2 separate regions of the Homo sapiens genome follow, and region 1 is linked to region 2. A link is an interaction called in ENCODE POLR2A ChIA-PET data of the cell type or tissue named here. Cell type or tissue: Caco-2. All regions are shown on one strand.

What was found. Peaks named below come from ENCODE experiments on the same cell type or tissue, not always from the same donor. Only the 100,000 strongest peaks of a DNase experiment are listed, where the experiment ranks them.
Region 1: POLR2A ChIA-PET joins it to region 2 with 6 read pairs; 2 of 35 experiments call an interaction of 5 or more read pairs at or near these places.

Annotation. Positions count from the first base shown.
Region 1 is chr11:123,205,560-123,209,559 of GRCh38, reverse strand. LOC105369540 (a long non-coding RNA gene) reads right to left here. Exons shown (of 2, transcript XR_948116.2): 2 at 1,841-2,938. LOC105369539 (a long non-coding RNA gene) reads left to right here and starts at 1,776. Exons shown (of 2, transcript XR_948115.3): 1 at 1,776-2,368; 2 at 2,552-2,775. In Caco-2, no CTCF peak of the experiment used is centred here; a DNase peak (open chromatin) is centred at 2,449.
Region 2 is chr11:122,968,544-122,972,543 of GRCh38, reverse strand. The region is part of intron 1 of LOC124902774 (a long non-coding RNA gene); the gene reads right to left. Among named protein-coding and RNA genes, the nearest start is that of BSX, 11 kb to the left of the region's middle. In Caco-2, no CTCF peak of the experiment used is centred here; no DNase peak of the experiment used is centred here.

The DNA.
Region 1 (4,000 bases), 240 kb before region 2:
CTGGGGTTACAGGTGTGAGCCACCGCACCCAGCTGAGATTGCCTTTTGAGAAGAGAATTGGATGGTTGGGGATGGAGAGGAGGGAGAGCTCTGTTTACTGTGCCTGGCCAGAACCATAATTCTTCTTGTCATCCTGGCTTAAAATCAAAGTCATGATTGACTTCTCTCTATCCTCCACCATCTCCTATGCCCCTCTCTAATAAATAAAAAAAAAAAATCTTTTCCTCTATTCAAAAATTTACATTTGTCATCTCTTTCTTCTAGGCACGTGGCCTCTTTACCTCTCACCTAGAATACTGAAAGCCTTACGGATAAACTTTCCATCTCCAGTTCCTCCCCAGCCTTTCTCCCCACCCTCCCCCAACCCTTCTCCCACTTCCAATCCCATTCCTTTCCTTTAGGTGTTTACAGGTAAATCCAATCAATCTTCCTTTGACTGTGTTGCTCCCCATGTCAAAAACCCTTAATAGCTTCTTTGTCTACTGGGCTTCCATCTGCTTATCACTTTTGAGCAGAAATTGTACCTATCATTCCATGCCCCAATTTCAATTTCACCTTCTCCGTGAAGACTTCCATGGTCACTCCTGACAGATGTGACCTCATGCTCCTGGACCCCAAGATGAGTGTACTTCTCTAATGACAGTTCTCCCACACTGTTCTTACTGAAGTTATTGATTATATTCATAGCTCCTTTACCAGACCATGTTAGGGTATGTTTCTTTATTCTTTTTTTTTTTTTTCGAGACACAGTCTCACTCTGTCACCGAGGCTGGAGTGCAGTGGCATGATCTTGACTCACTGCAACCTCTGTCTCCTGGGTTCAAGCAATTCTCGTGCCTCAGCCTCCCGAGTAGCTGAGATTACAGGCATGTACCACCACACCTGGCTAATTTTTGTATTTTTTGTAGAGAAGGAGTTTTTCCATGTTGGCCAGGTTGGTCTCAAACTCCTGGCCTTAAGTGATCCACTCACATGGCTCCCAAAATGCTAGGATTACAGGCGTGAGCCACCGCGCCTCAGTAGAAAGGCAGAAAGCAGAGAGAGAGAGAGAGAGAGATTGAGAAATTAGGGGAGGATAGGAAAGAGAAAGAAGGAAAGAAGAAAGAAAGGAAGAGAGGAAGGAAGGGAGGGAGGGAAAAGAGGGGAGGGAGAAAAAAACAAACTTATAAGCAACAAGCATGGACATTTTGAGGACTTCACAGGATACTCTACTCACCTGTGCACAAAAAGAACTAGAAAAATAGATACAGTTCCTGCACATCTGAGAACAGGGACATTCCAGTGGCTAGAGGACATATGAATGTCTGTGTGTGATTACTACTGAAATGTGGGTTGCTATCATTATTAGTAGTAATAATAACAAGAATAACCAGCATTTACTACTGTAATTTTCACAAGAACTCTTGGAAGCAACTGTTATCACCTCATTTTACAAGTGAAGAAGGAACCTGAGGACCAGAGAGTTCATACTGTACCCAAGTTCCCACAGGAAGAACACAGCCATCTGAGTCCACAGGGTTTCTTGTCTATTTCATACTGCTTCCGTCCCAGACAGCAGTGACACTGTGCACCTCAGTAGGAAGGCGGAAAGCAGACAGAGAGAGAGAGAGATTGAGAAATTAGGGGAGGGTAGGAAAGAGAAAGAAGGAAAGAAGAAAGAAAGGAAACGAGGAAGGAAGGGAGGGAGGGAGGGAAAAGAGGGGAGGGAGGAAAAAAACAAACTTATAAGCAACAAGCATGGACACTTTGAGGACTTCATGGGCCTTTGAGCCTCCACACATCATATTAAGCATATTAAAATACACCCAATCCCTTTTTTTTAACTATAAAAATACTGCAGTATTTTTTATAATTTTACTTTTGAAATTTGGCCCAACAATGATTTCTCGGCAATCACTGTGCATAATCAGGAATTCTTGCAATGAGAAAAAAACTCGCCTGTAAATTGTTGTCAAATGTGTAAAAATCTTGTAACAATCAATGTAACGATTAATGAACATGACATCACATGTCTTTGTAGACCTACTTCTTAGCAAGTGAGGTGCCTATTCATTTCAGTTTAGGTCTTTCACATTTTTAGATCTTGAACTCAATCCCTAGAGATAAACAGCCCTGGTTGCCAGGGTTTGAATAGGTCAGAAGAGCACAATGATGACTTCACAGGGATGCTTGAGGTTACCATGGAAATGCTGTCGGCTCCCCCTCCCCAAGTCATCTTCACACATCTTCATGTGGGCGGCAGGCATTTGCTTCCACTGTGGAGTTGACTCCATCTCCCAATAGGCCTCTTCTGGAAATTCCCTCCCCATGTTAGATCTGGCAGAGCCACTGGGAGACAGAGCAGCAGAGGGGAGCTGAGTGACACTAGGTGAGAAGCTGTGCGGCCAGATGACTTGAGCCTGGTGAGCTCCCTGCCTCACCCATCCCTGGGCCCAGAGGGAGAGACACAGAGTGGTTACCGGTGAACACTGTTTACTGGGCCAACCTGAGCGCATTCCGAGCCCAGGCTGCAGTCAAAGACGACACTAAACAGTCTTCCTTTGCTTTTCAGGTTGCTATGACAGCCAGGAATTTGCGAACCAAACCAGACCTGGAGAAGAAGTCTCTCCTTGGCCCAAAGAGTTTGCAGTTCCAAGTGGTTCTGCTCATGGTTCCTGTTGTCTTCTTTGACACCTGCCAGATGGAAGAACCTCTAAACCTGGGATTTGGAAATGTCCCAACAGAAAGGCTATTTCCAAGCTGGCTGAAGCTTGGAAATAAATTCGACGGAATTTAGGTGTGATAGAAGGAACTTCTTGGCAAGAAAAGCTGGAAAATATTACAATAGGTCCCAGAGAGAACCTCATTATCTTCTCGAAAAAATTTCTATATTTGTTTAGTGTTCTGTGGTTTGCTAAGCACATTCACATAAATTATCTAATTGGATCTTCACATCCGCCTGGTGAAGGAGTAAAAATAGGTTTCATAATATTTGACCAAAGACAAGGAAAATGAAGTTCAATAAGAACAAGATCAAACAGCCAACAGGCAACAGAACTGAGATTTGAAACTGGGTTTTCTGACTGTAAATCTAGCTCTTTTAATTCTATTATGATAATCCCCCAAAATATAAAAGAGATCACATCTGAGCTGGACAGTTTAGAAACAGTTTTTTTTCTAAAATAAAGTGATGTTGTAGATAATTTTTTGTGGTAAAATACACATGATGTAAAATTTACCACTTTAATCATTTCTTTAATAATTTTTTTCGAGATGGAGTCACACTCTGTCGCCCAGGCTGGAGTGCAGTGACGCAATCTCAGCTCACTGCAACATCTGCCTCCCAGGTTCAAGCAATTCTCTGCCTCAGCCTCCCCAGTAGCTGGAAATCCAGGCACACACTACATCCTGCTAATTTCTGTGTTTTTAGTAAGACGGGTTTCACCATGTTGGCCAGGCTGGTCTCCAACTCCTGACCTCATAATCTGCCCGCCTCGACCTCCCAAAGCGCTGGGATTACAGGTGTGAGCCACCTTCCCCAGCCACAGTTTAATCATTTTTAAATGTATAGTTGACAGGCATGAAGTACATTCATTACTGTGCAACTGTCACCGCCATCTCTCTAGAACTTCTTCATCTTCTCAAACTGAAATGCTGTACTCTTTCAATAATAACTCCCCAAGCCCCTCCACTCAGCCCCTGGAAACCATCATTCTACTCTATGAATTTGACTACTCTGGGTAACTCATATAAGTGGAATTATACAGTATTTGTCCTTTTGTGACTGGGTAATGTCACTTAGTATAACGTCTTCAAAGTTCAGCCATGCTGTAGCATATATCAGAATTTTCTTCCTTTTTAAGGCTGAGAATATCCAATTGTAAAGACATACCACATGTTGGCTATTCATTTATCAGTATACGGTCACTTGGATTGCCTCCACCTTTTGGCTATTGCGAATAGTGCTGCAATATACACGGATGTACACATGTTTCTTTGGGACCCTGATTTCAATTCTTTT
Region 2 (4,000 bases):
GTACACTGATAAACTTTCCTCCATGATTTCATTGATACGAATTCCATGAGCCTTCTCTTATTACTCTGTGTTTTTTTTTTTTGGTTTTTTTTTTTTTTTTTTTTTTTGAGACGGAGTCTTGCTCTGTTGCCCAGGCTGCTGTGCAGTGGCATGATCTTGGCTCACTGCAAGCTCTGCCTCCTGGGTTCACACCATTCTCCTGCCTCAGCCTCCAGAGTAGCTGGGACTATAGGCTCCCACCACCACGCCCGGCTAATTTATTTTTATTTTTATTTTTAGTAGAGACGGGGTTTCACCATGTTAGCCAGGATGGTCCCAATCTCCTGACCTCATGATCCGCCCACCTCGGCCTCCCAAAGTGCTGGGATTACAGGCTTGAGCCACCACGCCCGGCCATTACTCTCTTTATAGTATTGGGTAACCACATTAGATTTAGCATGATGAATGGCTTGACTTAGAGGCTTACATTCTTTTTTTTTTTTTTTTTTTTCTGACAGAGTCTTACTCTGTCACCCAGAATGGAGTGCAGTGGCACAATCTCGACTCACTGCAACCTCTGCCTCCTGGGTTCTGGCGATTCTCCTGCCTCAGCCTCCCAAGTAGCTGGGATTACAGGTGTGTGCCACCATGCCCAGCCTGTTTTATTCTTTTAGAGACAGTCTTACTCTGTCAGCCAGGCTCACTGCAACCTCTGCTTCCCAGGTTCAAGTGATTCTCATGCCTCAGCCTCCAGAGTAGCTGGATTACAGGCACATAACACTATGCCTGGCTAATTTTTTTTTTTGTGTGTATATATATATATATATTTAGTAGAGACTAGGTTTCACCATGTTGGCCAGGTTGGTCTCAAACTCCTGACCTCAGGTGATCCACCCACCTCAGCCTCCCAAAGTGTTGGGATTAGAGGTGTGAGCCACCACGCCCGGCCCTAATTTTTGTATTTTTGATAGAGACAGGGTTTCAACATGTTGGCCAGGCTGGCCTCTAACTCTTGGCTTCATGTGATCTGCCTGTCTCTGCCTCCCACAGTGCTGGGATTATAGGTGTAAGCCACTGTGCCAGGCTGATGCTTAAATTCTAATTTTACTTTTACCAATGATAACATTATTTCTGTAACTTGGCATCTGAAAAATGAGGTTAGAGCCCTATGAATCAGTTTAGAATGGTGAGGGGATGAGATAAGAACTATGAAAGTACCTACTGTGAGGTCTTGGATGAAAAGAGCTAGAGGAAGATAATGAATTACAATATAGATCTGAACATATCAGTGATAAATGTGATATGTTCCAAACATCCATAGTACTACAACTGTTACATGGTTAACTAAAAGTTATTAGTCTTGGGCCTAACCACATCATTACAAAGGAGTTATGTCTCTTTCAAAGAAATTTTATTTTCTAAAATAACTTCATCTTATTTTCTCTTTGTCTGTCATTGTTCTACCTCTTGGGCTAAGAGAGGATGTGTAAGCCCTGAATGAAATAGGATTCAGAGCCTTCACTGAGGATGTTTCCATTAGAAGGGTCCTTTCCGCCCCATTACTTATCCAACACTCATCCAGCCCTGGAGTTTCTGTTATCCTATTTGGTGACAGACGTAATGCTATGTGGGGAGAGAAGTTAGAATTCAAATTCATGGGAACCCTCTTAAGTGATAAAGACTTGCCTACGATTCCAGTATGGAATCTACTAGGGAAAAGGCACGATTTCTTCTAAAGTTTTTACAGAACTTTTTAGCTTAAAAAAAGACATGATGGGCTGGGCACGGTGGCTCATGCCTGTAATCCCAGCACTTTGGGAGGCCGAGATGGGCGGATCACGAGGTCAGGAGATCGAGACCACCCTGGCTAACACGGTGAAACCCCATCTCTACCAAAAATACAAAAAAATTAGCCAGGACTGGTGGGGCGCCTGTGGTCCCAGCTACTCGGGAAGCTGAGGCAGGAGAATGGCGTGAACCTGGAAGGCAAAGCTTGCAGTGAGCCGAGATGGCGCCACTGCACTCCAGCCTGGGAGACAGCGAGACTCCACCTCAAAAAAAAAAAAAAAAAAAAAAAAAAAAAGACATGATGAGCCAGGCGTGGTGGCACACGCCGGTAACCCTAGCACTTTGGGAGGCTGAGGTGGCTGGATCACTTGAGGTCAGGAGTTCGAGACCAGTCTGACCAACATGGTGAAACCCCGTCTCTACTAAAAATACAAAAATTAGCTGGGAGTGGTGGCGCATGCCTGTAATTCCAACTACTTGGGAGGCTGAGGAGGGAGACTCGCTTGAACCCGGGAGGTGGAGGTTGCAGTGAGCCAAGATCTCACCACTGCATTCCAGCCTGGGCAACAGAGCAAGACTCTGTCTCAAAAAAAAAAAAAAAAAAGACAAAAAAAAAAAAAACCCATGATGGATATCTCTTTATGACAAGAATAAGTTGTTTAACAATATTGACTAATATAAACTTTGGGAATTAGCTGAACATTTCTTTCTTTCCTTTTTTTTTTTTTCCGAGATGGAGTCTTGCTCTGTTGCCCAGGCTGGAGTGCAGTGGCGCCATCTTGGCTCACTGTAACCTCCACCTCCTGGGTTCAAGTGATTCTCCTGCCTCAGCCTCCCAAGTAGCTGGCACTACAGGTGCATGCCACCATGCCCAGTTAATTTTTATATTTTTAGCAGACAGGGGGATTCACGGTGTTAGCCAGGATGGTCTCGATTTCCTGATCTCGTGATCACCTGCCTTGGCCTCCCAAAGTGCTGGGATTGCAGGCGTGAGCCACCACGCCTGCCCTTAGCTGAACATTTCTAACATCTATTGTCACCCTAGTCTCCATGGCTATAGATGATGGAGTGGCTAAGTGTAGTTGCCAAATTCTAGCTGGAAATTAAAGAATGGCTAAATAGTTTTTATTTTTCCACAGTGCTTGACTTGAGATTGGAAATAGGCTGTGGAAAACAATGGTCATAAGATAGAAGGGTGCTCCTCATCCTGAGTTTCAGATGAGAATAATTTACATGCTATGAGCAAAAAACGAATACTGTATGCATGCTCTGCTCTTTTTCCATCTGTTTTTTTTCTCCTTCCCTTCCTAAGTTCTTTAATTTTAAAGATTAGGGTTTTATCACCATGAACATTGTTTAAAGAGTCAAATAGTTCTATGAGGGTTTTTTTTTTTTTTTTTTTTTTTTGAGACGGAGTCTCGCTCAGTCGCCCGGGCTAGAGTGCAGTGGCGCAATCTCGGCTCACTGCAAGCTCCGCCTCCCAGGTTAGCGCCATTCTCCTGCCTCAGCCTCCCGACTAGCTGGGACTACAAGCGCCCACCACCATGCCTGGCTAATTTTTTTGAATTTTTAGTAGAGACAGGGTTTCACCATGTTTGCCAGGCTGGTCTCGAACTCCTGACCTCAAGTAATCTGCCCGCCTTGGCCTCCCAACGTGCTGGGATTACAAGAGTGAACCACCGTGCTCGGCCTAGAGCATTGTGATGATGTGTACATGCAATTCTCAGCTAAGCCAGGTAATCAATGACTTTTCTGCGAGACTTTTTGTTTTCCTTGGAATTAACACTTATTTTATTATTCTTAATTTTAATGTACTTATGACTAGTTTATTCCCAAACTCTTTGCCGTTTGTCTGTATCACACTCTCAAGATATTCACAAATTCTTAACATTTCATTTTCCTCAACACACCTCTCCCAGAGCCTTCTGATCTGCTCCATTCTGGATTCTATGTAAATGGCTCTCCCTTCCCAGCATCTTGGGGATTCCTTTAATTTCATTGTATTTTACTTGTTTCTCATATCTTTTTAATTTCTTGGTTTACTCTCTCATTATGGTGGAGCACAGTTTACTACAGTTTCTTGACAATTGGTACATGAGAGGTAAATGTTTGGAGATCTTCCTTATCTAAAAGTATCTTTATCCTAATTTCATGCTTTATTAGTAATTTGGCTGAGTATAGCATTCTAAGTTGGAAATCATTTTTGAATACTTTTGAGTGCATCACTTCACTG